Linked DNA regions of Mus musculus: region 1 is linked to region 2. Evidence: chromatin loops called from intact Hi-C (ENCODE). Cell type or tissue: heart. All regions are shown on one strand.

Evidence for each region. Hi-C counts contacts between places; a loop is a spot of excess contacts. Peaks named below come from ENCODE experiments on the same cell type or tissue, not always from the same donor. Only the 100,000 strongest peaks of a DNase experiment are listed, where the experiment ranks them.
Region 1: it touches region 2 in a loop (13-fold over the local background); 29 of 42 quality-filtered maps call a loop at or near these places.

The regions. Positions count from the first base shown.
Region 1 is chr12:118,852,251-118,860,250 of GRCm38, forward strand. It overlaps Sp8 (trans-acting transcription factor 8), which reads left to right. Exons shown (of 2, transcript NM_001379379.1): 2 at 1-328. Among named protein-coding and RNA genes, the nearest start is that of Sp8, 9.0 kb to the left of the region's middle. In heart, a CTCF peak has its summit at 3,080; no DNase peak of the experiment used is centred here; H3K4me3 peaks cover 1,221 bases; H3K27ac peaks cover 565 bases; H3K27me3 peaks cover 2,179 bases.
Region 2 is chr12:117,988,728-117,996,727 of GRCm38, forward strand. It overlaps Dnah11 (dynein, axonemal, heavy chain 11), which reads right to left. Exons shown (of 82, transcript NM_010060.3): 55 at 6,402-6,563. Among named protein-coding and RNA genes, the nearest start is that of Cdca7l, 150 kb to the left of the region's middle. In heart, a CTCF peak has its summit at 4,916 (motif pointing right); a DNase peak (open chromatin) is centred at 4,934; H3K4me3 peaks cover 1,260 bases; H3K27me3 peaks cover 2,741 bases.

The sequences.
Region 1 (8,000 bases), 860 kb after region 2:
AGCTAAACATTCTGCAGAGGTAAATATCAGTAGATTCCTGTTGAAATGAGTTATCTGTTCTTTAAAAGTCTCTAAACAGCCACCAAAGAAAAGAAAGGTTAAACCTTAATCTATCTACGAGGCTATTGTTCAAAGGTGTCAATGATGCCAATAAAAAAACATTGTCTTGTTATGTCTAAGTGCATTTAAGCAATGGGTGTTCCTTGAGCCATACTTTGAAACATAGTATACTTTAAATGTTGATTGATGTTATATCAAACTATTTCACTATTAGATTAATATTATTTTGAATCAAACTTAATAAAAAGTTAGTGTGTTGAGATTCTAATAAGTTTAGCTTCTTTCTTTCTGTTTGCATGGTTCTCACTCAGTTCAGTCTTGGTATCCATCTTGAATTGAAAATTTTGCATTGAAACTTATGTAAAATATCATAATGCATAGAAACATGAAAAATAAGAGGGGTTATAAATACTATATAAAGCCTGGGCAAAAGCATTCAGAGATTTATAGTTCAATATGTTATGTAATACAGTTGGTTCCCAAGTAGTAGCCTTTATCAGGATGTTCACTCATACACATATGGGGGCCTCAAGCCCTTATGGTTATAGATAAACAAGTTACCTTTGCTATTTTGGGATACTGTGGCTCTAAAAAAATGGTTACTAAGAAAAATAAAACAGTTTCTGTTACTTTTTTTCCCTAGGAATAATGCAGAACACAGTTTAAGTGTTTCTTTTTTGTTGAAACTTGCAGCAGCTGGGGGATACCGAGAGGCCAGTTCTACAGTTAATGTAGAGGCAGGTAAGAGGACAGCTGCTTGGCATATTTATAGGAATGAATACTTGATTTGAGAGATGGGTTGTGCCAAGGAGGGATACTGTTTGGAAGATGATTTCTTTGGGAGATGCAGAAAGCAGGGCTTATTTTTGTGTCGTAGGTGTTCCAACTTTCACTTTCTTCCTTTAGCTTCCCTCACAGTCTAGCTTGGCTTTAGTTTGTTTTGCTCCAGCAGTATTTTGTTGTTTGTTTCTGTTAGCAGTATTTTTAACTTAGTTTAGTACAGAGCGGGTAGAATCCCCCTTTGGGGACTAACATCATGTCTCTTTGGGAAGGAAGGAAGATGACACACAAAAGGGATTCTTTTCTGTGTAGTCTGATAATGGCTAGAAATTCACTCCCATGAAGCTGGAGTAGCTGTCACTTTGAACCAAAGGACAAGCTTCCGGGCTTGCAGATCAAGGTAGAGTCAAACTAGCTGTTGACCCAGAGGTCAGGCCTGCATGTATCAGCCCATCCTCCGGAGACTGGGAAGGCACTGCGCCCACCCCCCACCCCCTCCCCAAGGGTTGGTGCTATCCAGCCTTCCTAGATCCTCCCTCAACACTTCCCTACCCTGCTTGCTTTCTCCTGGCTTCTTTATCACCTTTCTTTTTAGAAGAGCTTGTTCACTCAGGAATGGGACTGATTTGGTGAAGGCTGACTTATCAGCTAAGATATGCTATGCAGGATACCTAATTTAAACCAATGTGATAGTTGCTCTCCCACAGCGGGAGACACTGGACAATGTTCCTGGGTAGGTTTGTCTCTCCACTGCCCTGTTAATTCTAGTCTTTGCATAACTTCTCAGTTGGGCTCCTTAGCTAAGGAGCCTCCAAATAAGCACTTAAGCAGTAATGAGCAGGAGTTCTGCTTCTTAGGTAGATCGAGAGATCAACACTTTGTCTCCCGGTGAATTTTTTGGTTAGGTTACTGAATGAAAAATTTTATTGAGAATAAATGTTTTATTTCTTATGGAAGATTGCTTCACAAATCAGAGGATGGGGGGGGGGAGGTGACTGGTAAATTAAAGCATGCATGTATAGGGTAAAGGTGTAGATTTAAATACCATCAGGCTGCCTAAGTAGATAGAGATAAATTCTACTCATTTGTTTTTCTTATAAATGAGGTACTGATTTGATTCCAATATTTTTGAATAAGTATGTTTTTAACTTTTTCTGCCCCCCACCCCCTTTAATGTTTGTGTCTAAGCTGGCATTTCTATTTATTCCTTAATTTTACTAAAATAACTACAGGTTCGGGTACCCTGCTCCTCCGCGCGCTTCTTTTCCAAAGTAGCCTTAAAATTCTACGACGGATTTTGGAGACTTTGGAGAGGAGATGTGTAAGAGAGCAATGCTGTACTCTTGAGATTCATTCGGCACCTCTCCGAGTGCTGTCTTCCAAATCATTTTGCTCAGTACAATGGTTGCTGTTACTTAAAAAAACCAAGATGCTTGCTTGTGCCCCTATTTCCTGCTTCCGGATCAAGGGAAAGCCAGTAATCCCTGGGTGTCCTGGACTCTAGCCCCTGGTTCCTGGGGAAGAGCGCGCGGCCACCTTGTAGTCTCTCCCTGGGAGCTGAACGTTGATTCGCTGCTGCTGGTGGGAGGAAAAGAGTATTTTATTTTAGTCCCTGGACGCGTGTTTAATTTAATTTAATTTAATTTCTGTGGGGTCTCTTGGCAGCAGAGAAGCAGGTTTCTACATTGGCTTTGATTCCTGAGCAAAGTCCGGACTCTTAGAACCCTGGGAACAGAGGAGGGCTTGGGGAGGGCATTGGGGCATAATGCGTTCGCTACAAAACAGTCCCTTATCTTTTAAAGCTCTTCTAGTTGGGTTCTTGTTTGCAATCCACTCCCCAATTTGACTGCTCTGGCCTTAAGTTCTACTGAAGGCTCACTGGAAGTGAGCCTGCTCTGCTGAGTTCTCCGCCCCGCCCCCCCTCAAGTTTTCCCGGTCCTCTGGAAACAACCAGGGAAGCCGGGGAAGAGTTCCTAGCCATTCTCCGCTGCCGCCCCTATTACCCCAACCCATCCCGTTCGGCTTGGCGTTCTTTATATGCAGGCAGCCCTTGGGAAGATCCCCAGCCGTCCCAGAAAAGCTTCCAGCTGCTAAGCTGCACCGGCGCCGGCTGCTCCCGGGTAGCGGTGGAAGCCTGGGGTGTCCGTGGCGATTGTGTTGGGACTCTCTGGGCTCCCGGCGCACACAAAGGCTAGGCAGTCGCCTGCACCTTCTGCGCGGACAGCGAGCGCCACCCTGTGCCCCGCGACCGCGCTGCAGAGTCCCGAGCCCGCTGCTCTCCAGCCTGACCTTGGGCTCAGCATCCCTCTCCCCTAAGCCGTCTTGCCACTGAGTCTGGCTGACAGAGAAAGCTTGCGGAGGTTTTTTGTTTGTTTGTGTTTGTCTGCCTGTTTGTTTTTAGATTTAGGAATCAGTTTAGCCACCTAGCAGAAAAGAGAGTTGGTAGGAAGGTACAGACTCATGGTACCGTGAGCAGAAATAAACCTTTCTTAAAGCCTTGTACCTAAAACCCACCTCTTTATTATTATTATTATTATTATTATTATTATTATTATTATTATTATTATTACTTTCATTCTCTCTGCTCTCCACTCTATTCTTTGGCCCATTTGATACCAGGGCACCCTAGCAATCTTCTCCAGACCAAATCTTGGTGATATTTTAAGAGACCCAGGAGAAAGATCAACCATTTGGGAAGAGTACCTCATTTGGAGAATGTGCCTGTAGCATGCAGACTGTCTGAGGAAAAGAGCCCGCATTTGGCAAAACTTTTCCCATCATGGACTTTTGTAGACACAGACCTGTGGGTGTTTGTGTTAACTTGGATCTACTTTTTACCCTTGAGATTGGCCAAGGGTCAAACTTGAAGATTATTAATGGCGCCTGTGGACCATTCTGTATTGGTATGAGGCACCCTCAGACTGAGGCTTTGTGGAAACTCTTCTTAAGCAATAACAGAGAAGCACTATGGGATGCACACTTGTGCAAAACAGGGCTCTCATAGTTACTTCTGTAGTTAAAAATTCTTATTTCCATCGACTCCCTACCTATAGCGGGGGAAGGAAAGAAATAAAATACACTTTATTTGGTGTGTAGAGTGCCCATCACAAGTAAAGCAAAGTGATTTGCAGCGGCGGGTACAAGTAATGTGGCCACCCGCAGCTTTAGAACATAATTGACAACTCCCCCTTCAGAGCACCAGTCTCTTCCTTGAAACCAGCTGGTGACGCAAGCCCACTCCCACCCCCCTCCGGTCCGGAAAGCCAGGAAGCTCTGGAATGCATCGTTCTCTCACCCTATTGTGCCTAGGTGTTGCAAACCACTGAAGGACAGAGCTTTGTGCTTTGATCTCATGTCCCTGCTATTCTGTGGCACAGAGGGGTGAGTTTAAATTAAATTTCTTTCTCTGCTGATAAGTTCTAATGGGCCTCAGAAGGTGAATAATTATGCAGTAACATTTCATGGGTTGTTGGAGTGGGAATTCCCACTGCGCTGTCACCAGGAACAGAATGTTCAATGCTAAATGAAGCTTCTCAAGTAAGCCACAAGTGTCTTTCAAATCCCCCTGCAGATAATCTAGGACATTTCTACTTTTATCTTTCTTGCCTCTGCTAAGCAGGGTTATTTTTTCCCTTACATTCAAGTTTTATTGGTGATTTTTAAAAAAGGAAACAATCAATACTTTAAAGATATTTTGTTTTTTAAAGCTGTGACAAATATGACACCGGCAAAAGCTGGGGCAGCATTCTGGGAAAAGGCACACATATCCAGGACAAAGAGCCACCTGAGATTTGCCCTCACTAGGATTTAGGTCTAGTCCTCTCTTGACTTTTATTGAACTAGTGCATTTCTCTTGATGGCCGAAAGTATGAGGCTTGGAGCAACTGAGCTCTTAAGAGGTGATCTGATCACTGGTGTTTTGAAGCCACCCAGTTCTGCACCGACACAATTTAAATGGGTTCTCCACTACAGAAGGTTAAAAGGAAAAAAAAAATGCCTTTGCTGTTCCATGCTACTTAACTAAAGAGGACTAAATCTTTGAGATTTAATTTAATCTTCTGCCAAGCTTGATAAGAATCATCAACAGTTTTCTGTAAATGCGTCATGGGTATTTAATATCAAAAGGAAATCAGACCTTGAACCTAAAAATAAAAGAATTCTAAATTTGTCACTTAAAGCACAATGGAGGCTTTCTTGCTTTTTTTGTATTATTATTATTTTATTATTATTAAGAAAATTCCTTGTTCTCCATTTGTCCCAGTGCTGCATTCCACACCATTTTCCTTGTTTGGCTTCCTTTCTTTAAGTTTCTTCCCTTAGATGAATTGAGCTCCCACAAGCTTCAGGATTTCTAAATCAACACATAGAAACTGGAGCCTGCTTATCAAGTTTTCTCTCCTCTCTTGGCAACCCATTTGAAAGGGCTCAAACAATGAATTGATTTACATCATGCTCACTTCACCCTGAACTCGGTGCGAGTGTTGGAAACATTCAATATTTCACCTTGGGTTACCAATCCTTCCAGCTTTCAAGTTTTTGGCCAGTTCATTTTAAGCCCTGAAACAGAAGGAAAAAAAAAAAAGTAGATGGTCTCCCCATTCTCAGAGTTCAAGTAATTGTCTAATTCAGCTGAAAGTAAAGGATTTGTACTGCCCAATTCTACACCCAGTTTAATGACCCTAATTACCCAGGGACCCTGTCATCAGATTTCTCATCACTTCAGGAAGCTGTGTTCTTGTTCCTACGTTGATAAGTACTCATTTCTCTTGCATACCTGTTTCTTACTTCAGTTCCTCCACTCCCACCCCTTCCCTAAGTTGGTTCTTTTCTATTCACTTCAGCCAACAGTGATCGTTGTGGCTGGTGGAAATGTAGTTAAAAGATATATTCATTGATTTAGTGGTGTTTTAACAAGATGGTTGAGTTAAACATGTGAACTTCTTCGCTGTTGGAAAATAATCTTTGTAGCATTATGTTAGGAATGTCTCAACTTTAATTAGAGTGAGCTGTATTGGGTTACAATTTATTAACTTTTATACTTTGAAATAAAGTCAGTTTGGTTATTTCTTCCAAAGAATAACTATTTTACTTAAAATGGTGGGAGTTAAGTTTGGGGAAGGTACACACATATATTACAATTCCCATGTCCTTGGCATTAACATATTTTAGGCAGTATCACAGTTAAGTGTTGTATTAATGACTGGAGAGCAATTAAACCACTTAATAAATATTTTCAGAACAAGCATCGTGCTATACACATTCTGCTATATACACTTTGTAGGAGACATGACATGCTTTACTTAGTATGTAATTATTAAATGAGATGTATTGCCAGTGACATGTTTACTTGTGTGTTTTAGTATGAATACCCTGAAAGTCAGATTGAGTGAAGTTTTTCCATTCTTAAAATTCTACTCGCTTTGCAGGGAGCTACTTTCACAATAAGATGGTGGTAGATTCCTGGTGGACGAGAAATGATGCTTAGAGCTGTGACTTCTTTTGTTATTTTATGCTCTGAAACCATGGATATTTTAAAATTCACTTAAAGGTGAACTATTGGTTATGGATCTTAGGTGGTATACAGAATTTCTGTGGCTTCCTTTCCACCATGGCCTAAAATAAATAATATATATATATATATATATATATATATATATATATATATATATATATACACACATAGTTTAGTTCTATGTTTTATTTCATGTGTGGACAGCCAGATTAAAATCTTAATGGTTAGTAGTCTTACTTCAAATGATTAAATGTGCATTTTAGCAGCATTCTATTTATAATCTGTACTTTATACAAATTTTATATGTTTAAATGACTATTTTTCTTATTATAGTGACTAAAATACAAATAATTTAATGATTTCATTTATGTATCTCCTTATTTTCGGAATTAGTTTTTAGGCTATATTTGTTTTTAAAATTGAGTTTGTCAGAGTACAAACATATTTAAAAGTTGGGCTTCTCTCTCTCTGTCTCTGTCTCTGTCTGTCTCTGTCTCTCTCTCTCTCTGCTTTTCTGTCCCTTTCTGTATGTCTTACATTGGAAAAAAATGTGCATTTTTGTCTTGCTTAATTAAGATTATAGCAAACAGGAAGATATATTTTACTTAGAATATCTTTCATATGACTAGAAAAAATATGATAAAAAATTAGAAAGGACAATATTCTGTGCTGTTTTAAAAAGAATTAGGATGTGAAATGTTCATCTTGCCTTATGAAGCACATCTGAGGAAGCAAGAATGGTATTAACAGATCATGCTTGTCCACCAGATAATCAGAAAGAACAACACACAGCCTTTTACACATAGACTGAGGGTGAACTTGTGGAATTGAATTTTCTTTTTACTGTTTTCTGTGTCTTCATTTGCAATGCATTGCGCTATTGTTACTCATTAGCCTGACTGACTAAGAAACCACACCTACCTAGTTTAGAAGAGAAATGGCTGGAGACTGCTGGTCAGCCACTTCGCTCTGCCTGATACTAAAGTTGCTAATAGAAGGCATCTGAAATGTATCCAATCCTTCCGACTCTGCAGTGAAGGTTTGTCCTGTGCATTCTGCTCCCAGTGATGTTACACTCACCTCTGGCTGGTTCGCTCTCATTGTAATTGTTCAAGGTGGGCTCATAGAAGCCTTAAAACTCTCACTTGCAAGGTATTGCATAAATTGTAACCAAGCAATTACACATGAAAGTTCTCTGTCTCAGGAGAGGGTTTTTTTTGGTTTTGTTTTGTTTTGGTTTTTATTTGTTTGTTTTTGTTTTTTTTCCTTCTGTGAAACTATGGCTGTAGGAAATCAATACTGTATCCATCTGTTGATTCATGACACTGTCTCCCAAAGCAATTCGTTATGTTTATGTAACCAGTTACTTGCCCGTGGCTTATTTGTGCTATTAATTTCATTTTCTGATAGCTTCCTCTCTTGTGATAGTTACTGTTTATGAATATCTCCAGAAATGAGTAAAATTCTATGTGGCTTATACACAGTACTAATAAGGAAGAGGTAGATAAAGACCTTGCTACTTACAGGCTGTTCATCTTGCCTTATGTAGCATATCTGAGGAAGCAAGGATGGTATTAACAGACCATGCTTGTCCACCAGGTAATCAGGAAGAACAACACATAGCCTTTTACACATAGACTGAGGGTCC
Region 2 (8,000 bases):
CCTCTGTGGTGTCCTTAAACACACAGATCCCTAACCTCACGACAGACCCCAAACGTAGGTAAAATCTTCACATAAGTGCACCGTTGGGCTGGTTAAAAATCTCTCACTAGTCACAGAAAGAATGTGTGTTCAAAGCAAAACTCGGGGATACAAAACTTGAATTGTCTTAGATTCCAGGGGACCCAAGATGCATGAGGATTAGCAATTAGTGGACTCAGAAAATAAAATTTATGAGTGTCTATAAATGTCACAGGCATCATATTTCCCTGAGGACTTTATTTTCAAAACAGCTTGGCTCCCATATAACTACGCACAAGTCTGCTCCCATCCTGTCTTGCTTTGACAAGAACTTTCACACATACCTTCCTGGGATACAGACAAACACCTCCTCAGCCAAGTGTAACCTTACAAAGAAAAAAAAGAAAAGCTGGCTTCTGCCCAACCATGATCCTTATGAGGAGGCTCCTCAGCAGCCCTGAATGCTCCTTTTAACAACAGTTTCATTTGTAAATCTCTGATGGAAAGAGTGGCTTCCGGGAGAGCTGGAAGTGGCCCGACACAACTTGTCTCAGTGGGGCAAAATAACTATTGTTATCGGGCTTAACAAAATGGCTCAGCATGGGAGTCTCACGGAGCCAGGGAGCAGCTGGTTGTAATTCACACTGTTTTTCAGAAAACTCTAATCGTTCCAGAACAGACCTCTTTGATGACTGGTCTTCCCTGCATTCTCAATTTGTCACTTTCTCTTATGATAAGGTCAGTAGTGACAGCACTTCCTGACATTAACAGCTGTGGCTTTTAAAAGGGTCATTGTAGAACTACTAATTGCAGTAATTTCATTAGCATAAATTATTTATTCTGCCATTCATTTATCTCCAGTTTTCTTCTGAGGGGGGCGGAGAGGGGCTGCTAAGGGCTGCAGCAACCCAGCGCCGTAGTTCACACTTCCAGAGACGCAGGCAGGACCATCTTTTCTGCCAGATTTGTCCCTTCAGGGGAACCAGTTGACAACACTTTGTAGTCCTTTTGCAGCCAATAGTGGTGAAGGCAAAAATAAAAATAAGCCGAGTGCCATTATGCAATGGCACCTAATCCATGGCTTTCCTGCTAAGATCGCTTTGGGAAGCCATGCTGTCTCTATTGCAAAATTCAATGCACAGATAAGGCTGGGTTTTTCCTTATATAAAGAAAGGAATGTTTATTTTTCCAGTCGTCAGTTAGCTTGCTGTAAACATGGAAACATAAACTCTATGGTGCCTGGTGGGATGGTTCTGCAGCACTGGCTTTCACTGCCATACCAAGTACTCAGGAGGCCACTCTACAAGCCAGCACCCAGCGCCCTTGTTGTGAATGCCAGCAGAGGGTAAATGAAAATCCTGTGAATTTTTTTAAAAAGTATTTTATTTCCTTCCAAGAGCAGCAAAGCAGACTATACCAGTTTATAAAGTGAAATTTGATTTTGGAGAAAGGCAAATGAAAAACGGAAGACAGGAAAGAGTTTGTTGTTTTTTGCTTGCTTTTGTTTGTTTTTGCTAAACCCAGGGCAATATTGTCAGATATTATGTCATAGCCTTGTAGGGAGTCTTGAAATGTTTTCTCAGAAATCATTTGTTGAACTTAAATGTCAAAATACTAAGTTATAAAATGTATTATTTATAATTCACTCTTTCGTGGGTTGGTAAAAGACTGAATTAGATATTCAGGGCAAGAAGGCTTGTTACAGAGAATTTAACACTAAAACAGAGGAACAGTATTCCATTTGAGCACCTTTAAGCCCCTCACAGAGTTCAGTCACCCCAACATAAAGACGGATGAAGCAGAAACAAGGTTTGAATCCTAGGACTTAGGTTACATTTTCCAGGTCTGAAGAATTAAGTGTTCTCCTTGCTTTCTCCTGCCACAAAAGTGGTTTCATTGCATCAATTCTTTTTCCAGGCTTTCTAAATATCTGCACAAATGCAGTAAAGGAAAGCCTGGGCTCTGAGATCCATCCACAGGCTTGAGCATCAGCTGCCATCTGTCACCTATGCAAGGACGGGCCCTTCTTTCTCATGAGGCTGGGATCAGAGAGGTAACCAGTGCAAGTGAGGGTCTACTATCAGAAGAGGTGGCTCCTGGAGACTCCTCCACAACATGGACACATTGAAGTGACTTGGAATTAATGCAATGAAGAGTCCAGAGGAAATTCAGGAAAGCCCATTTTCTCATCTATCCATCTATCCATCCATCCTCCATCCATTTATCCTTCATCCATCCTCCACCCACCCACCTATCCATCCAGTGTGTGTTTTGCATCACACATAAGTGTGTACCAGAAGTTGATGTTGAGGTCTACCTTAATCACTCTCTACCTATTATAGACTGTTTCAGTTGAACCTAGAGCACATTGATTCAGATCATTTAGGTAGCCGGCTTCCTCTGGGAATCCCCTTTCTCTGTCTCTCTAGTGCTTCCATCCCCACCCAGAATTCATGTGGGTGCTAGAATCAGAACTACACACACACACACACACACACACACACACACTTGTGTGGCAAGTGCTTGGTACCCATTAAGTCATCTCCCCAGCCCCAGATAACCCTTCCCTGTGGGAAGATAAGGCAGGAGATATTGTGGCTGGTGAGGCTAACACATCCCCCAAAGCCACAAAACTATGAATTTTTATGTAGAGCTGGTTCTAGCTGAACAATACACACAGATCCCAAACAGCTATAAGAACCGGACCCTGCTTTCATGGGTGATAGGATTCCTAATCTTTAGAAAGCTGAAAAAACAAAAACAAAAACAAAAAACCCTGTTGGGAAAACAGTATTCTTTAAAAAACTGTATTCTATATTTGCCTAATAGGCACAGAGCACTACATATATAATGACGTACACACAGAGCTAAAGATGATGATGGAGAAGGGTGTGAACCGTGATGGGGCTTTCCCACCAATTTGAAGATAGAAGCTGAGGCTAGGATGAAGTTTAGGCAGATCCCTAAGATCTTCCTTTGGTTTTGTCTTGGTACTTCAAAATGGCTTTAGTGTAACTACTGTGTAGGAAGCTAGATATTCTAAAAGGACGTGCACACACCTCTCCTCAGCTATCAGACTAATGAAACAACAGATCCCAAAGAATTAGAATTGGCCCTGGAATCATACTGTAGGGAAAGGCTGAAGATACTGTGACAGCCACCAGAAAGAGAGTATTCCTACAACTTATAAGACACATGGCAAGTGAGACACTGAAGGGGCCATGGTGGGCAGGGCCACACTTGGACCAGGACTTTCTAATCAGGTAAAGCACATGCAGTCTATTTAAACCTAACCTTATGCTAGTAGCTTTAAGCTGGACTCAGGATTTCTCTCTTTAATGTTCTCACCAATGTAAACAAAGTCTCTTTTCTGTTTCCACATTCCGTGTGTCTTTATTCTTTGTGTTGAGTATGCACAGCTAAACCTAGATCATTAGGGCTACCAACAGGATCCAAGATTCTACTTGAAAAGTTATCGTATTGTCCGCATGGTCAACTTCGGACTTTATAAGTTAACACTTGTAATTGACATTTCAATGAAAGAATTGTGGCCCAAATCATCAATATAGCATAGTTATCACTGACGCAATAAATGTAATGCCCCTCCTGTTTGGCACAAGGAGTGTGTGTGTGTGTGTGTGTGTGTGTGTGTGTATACATGTAGTCACACACATGTGTAGGCACTGGAGAAGCATCAAGTCTAAATCTGACAGAAAGGTAACTTCTATTTGAGTGGATCACCCCTGCCATTCTGTGCTACACCTTCTAAGGTAGGGGATGCAGACATGGCAGCAGCACCACATTTAACTGTAATAGTGGCGTGGCATTGAGCCCTCACTGCAGTGTCATTACTTCAGGAGGGCAGACCTTCCTTCCTCTGTCAGTCAGATATCATGCCCAAGTGACATGGGCTGCTTCTGTCCTCAAATCCTGCAACAGAATTCCCCCTCCCCTGTCAGCTCATATTTTAAATTTACATTAAAACATGTCCTTTCATATGACCCTGATTTCGAGAATGCCTAAGGCTCACTTTGCCTTAAAGAAACCAAAACCAATGTTTTTCTCTTACGTTCCCAATACCATCTACTTTTTTGCTCCATGCATTCCTAACTGGAGCCTGTGCACTAACCATCACATCCCCAACTTGCTTCCATCTGCACCTTCAACCCTACTCCTAGTGGTATGCAAGACTTTCCCTCCCTCCTGCCTTATATTGCCTCTTCCTACCTCACTGCAAGAGGCAGCGCATATTGACAGGAGTGTCTGATGAGCAACACAGTGACTGACACTTAGGTGTCAGACTGCTTTTATGTCCTTTATTTGTCAGCTGTCATTTAGTTCCGTATCAGGTAACAGGAAAAAAAATAGCATACCCATTCAGTTAGATGCAGTCAGGGCTGTGGGCTGCCTCAGCCCTGAGTATGTACTGATGTCAACATATATAACATGGCTTGTCTATGGCCAAAAGGGGTCACCTTGTTTGTATAAGTACCTTCCACTCATCCAATGAGGTCAATAATTAAGAAGTGACAAAATTATGCCGATAACTTTCAGTCTTGCTGATGGAAATTAAGACTAAAAAAGCAATCAAATTAGCACTCATTCAAAAATGTAAAAGCTGTTTCTGACCTCTACAGAAAAGATACCACATGGTTTTAGGGGAATGTGGTCCCACAGTACTCTGAATTATAATTAGTGCTTCCCGTGTGACAAATCAGGAAGGTGGGAGGGTTAAATCAGCACCTTATAATGAAAGGAAATCATCTGGCTGATTGTTAGCAGGCAGAATTCAGCTTGATGGGAAGGCTGAAGTGCTAAGAAAAGTATTCCTATTTGACACCCAGGATCCTATAGGAGGCGGCATGACACCGTCAGATAGACCACAGCACCTTGTGCAGCCCTCGGGACTGCAAAGCCCGCCTCATCCAGCAGGTGTCAATAGTCCTGGCCAGGCTGAGATGCTGCTCCGCTGGAGAAAGCAGACACAGACACAGGACAGCAAAGACTGGCAGGCTGTGAGGCTGTGCGTGTGCTTCTCTGGAGCTGCTAGCTTGGATCTCCTACCAACCGAGGAGAATCAAAACTCCATTCAGAAACCAGCCCACTTCTTTTGTTCCAAGTTTGATAAAAATGAACCAAGGAAACTAGAAATCTGCTAGTAGTATGTGGCATTGATTCCTGTAGAATCAGAACTTCCAACCTCTCTTCTCAGCTGTTGGAAGATAAGATGATGCCCCAGTATTTCAACAACATTAAAGAACCTGAAGATTGTCCTAGGGGCTGGGAGTAACACTTAACACTACTTTTATCATAACTAATGGCTCTCTAGATGTGCAGATCTAATTCCTACCCCCCCCCCAACTTCAGAAGACTTGACTTTTCTTTTCTTTTCTTTTCTTTTCTTTTCTCTTTTCTCTTTTCTCTTTTCTCTTTTCTTTTCTTTTCTTTTCGTTTCTTTTCTTTTCTTTTTTCTTGTTTCCTTGTGCGTGTACTTGTCACATGATTGTGGAAGAGAGAAGGAGAGAGGAGGCAGGCATGTGCTCCCACCCCAGATGTGTTTGCCATGTTAAATGTTGCTTCCCCCTGCAGTCCAGTGATCAACAGATTCATAGACATGTTTAGGGGAGAAAGAAAACCTGTATGCAGCAGTGAATGCTTTTCACCACTCCCAAGCTACACACACCCATAGGGTTACGCCCTTTTTAAGGAGACGCAAAGGAAAAATAACATGCCACGCAATAAAGACAGCGGCATAGTAACCGTCAATCTCATAAACATACCCAGACTCTAACCATCTGGCCACCCGAGGACACGCTATTTAACAAAGTGCCATAATGTTTCTTTGGATGTGGGTGATCATGGCTCCTGGAGTAAGGGAGAGGGTGAGAACTTACGACATTACTTAAGTGTCCCCAATCAATTTTGGCTTAGAGAGAGCCACTTCCACTAATTCTGGGTCTATTCTAGGCACTCCCACCTTATTGCTCAATGGGAGGTGAGGGCAAAGCTCTCTGGGAGTCACATTCTAACACAATCTCTCTAATCAGAAAGGATCCTGGCCTCAACTCCACTGGGAAATCGGAAGGCTTGATTCAGTTGCTTTCTTTATTCTTCAAACCTACTTTTTTCACACAGACATTTAAAAACGTATTTGGAGATACCAAACTCATCAAGAAGTGACAAAGATAACTTATAACCCCATAAGGCCAGAATCCCACCCCCAACAATGCACAAAACCCAGATACAATGAAAAGCAACATAAAAGAAGAGATACATATTTGATACAGAGATTGCGAAACTGAAAGTGGCTGACCGAGCTTCCTGCCAATAGTGTACTGAGACTTGTGCACGCTGGGTACCTACCTCAGGCTGACGCAACGTACCTCAATCCCCTCAATTTCTTCGATGAACCTCCTGCTGACTGAGACCAGAGCCTCCTGTGGCCATTCATGAAACCAGTCAATAGCTGTGCAGTTAACTATGGCTGGGAACTTCCGGGCTCTAACTCGCAGTGTGTGGCCAACCGGTGAGAAACAAAAAACCATCTGTAGGGGTGAGGGGGGACAGGTCAGAAACAACAGAGGGATGAGTGTGCCAAGCAGTACACTGAAGTCTCAGACAATGAGGAAGGGGGCAAGGCCAGACACACTAATCAGCTACCCCAGCCCAGGCAGCAAGGTGCAAGGTAGCATTGACTTTCAGAGTGGCGGTGCCACAGGGCAGGCAGAAGTACAGTTGTGCTTTCCTCAAAATGTGGCCCCTCTTCTCTCAAGCATAGCTCATGATTCCCTTTGGGAGTGGGACATTTTACTTGTTCCCTAACACAAGCCACATAAAAATAAGTCACCATGATCGTCAACATTTCTACCTGCAAATTCCTTCTGTTACATGATTCAGTAGGTTTCACAAAGCTGAAATACCTTTTCAACGCAAAGTATAAAACAATAAAATAAAGCCAGATTTATCATCACAAATGACATCAATTTCTGTTTGCATTTAAAATAAAAAGTATCTTCTTTAGTTCTCACCTGAGATTTTTCAGAGAAAAATTTAAAACTTGGGTAGCATGTTTCTGCTAAGAAAAGTTTTTTTCTTACTAGCTAATGATTTAAAAGTTAATTAATATCTGAATAAGCCATTGTTCTGTGTTTGGGATCTGCCAGGGATCAGTTCCAGGATCCCTAACATACCCACAGGTTTTCCAAACACTTATATGAAAAGTATATTGCTTTCACAGGTCAAACCTATTATCCTTCAACCACCTATTAGTCCTTCCTGTTAGGATTACTTATTGCCCCTAAGACAAGGTAAACAGTGTAGGGAGTTGTTATTCTGTGCTATTTAGGGAATCAAGACAATAAAAAGAAGTATGTACACACTCGGTACGGTTATATGCACACTCCGTACAGTTGTGTTCCTCTTCAAATATTTTCACTGCACAGCTGGTGGGATTCATGGATGGGGACATGACAGTCAGAGGATCCAGTCGTGTATTTGTATACTCTCTCTAGACACAGGGATTCATCGGTAGAGCCTGAGGTTGGTTGCAATATCATGTCACAGACAGTGGATGGGAGGAACTCTTCATTGTCAGCACAGTAGGTGTGACCATTCAAGGGTCCTGAGCTTTAGAGGACCACCATTAGAAGTGTAAGCTCAGGGAAAGCATGAAGACACAGGAGACTGCAAGGATTCATTATGCACCCCCATCCCTGCCACCACTGCTATATACTTGAAAACTAGGTTATCTGTCAGCTGGGAAAGGCCCGAGTGGACAGTATCTCTTTTCTCTTCTTAGGACAGGTTGATGGTAGAAAATGAGACCCTCCTGGTTCCAAGGCTGAGCTCAAGACCATGGTCAGCCAATGGATGCTGTCACTGACTCAGAAGATATTTTTTTTTTGCTACTTATGATATTTTAAAATCCTTGTGAGAAAAAAAATCTTAGCATATATCAACCTGTACAATACCTCATTTAACAG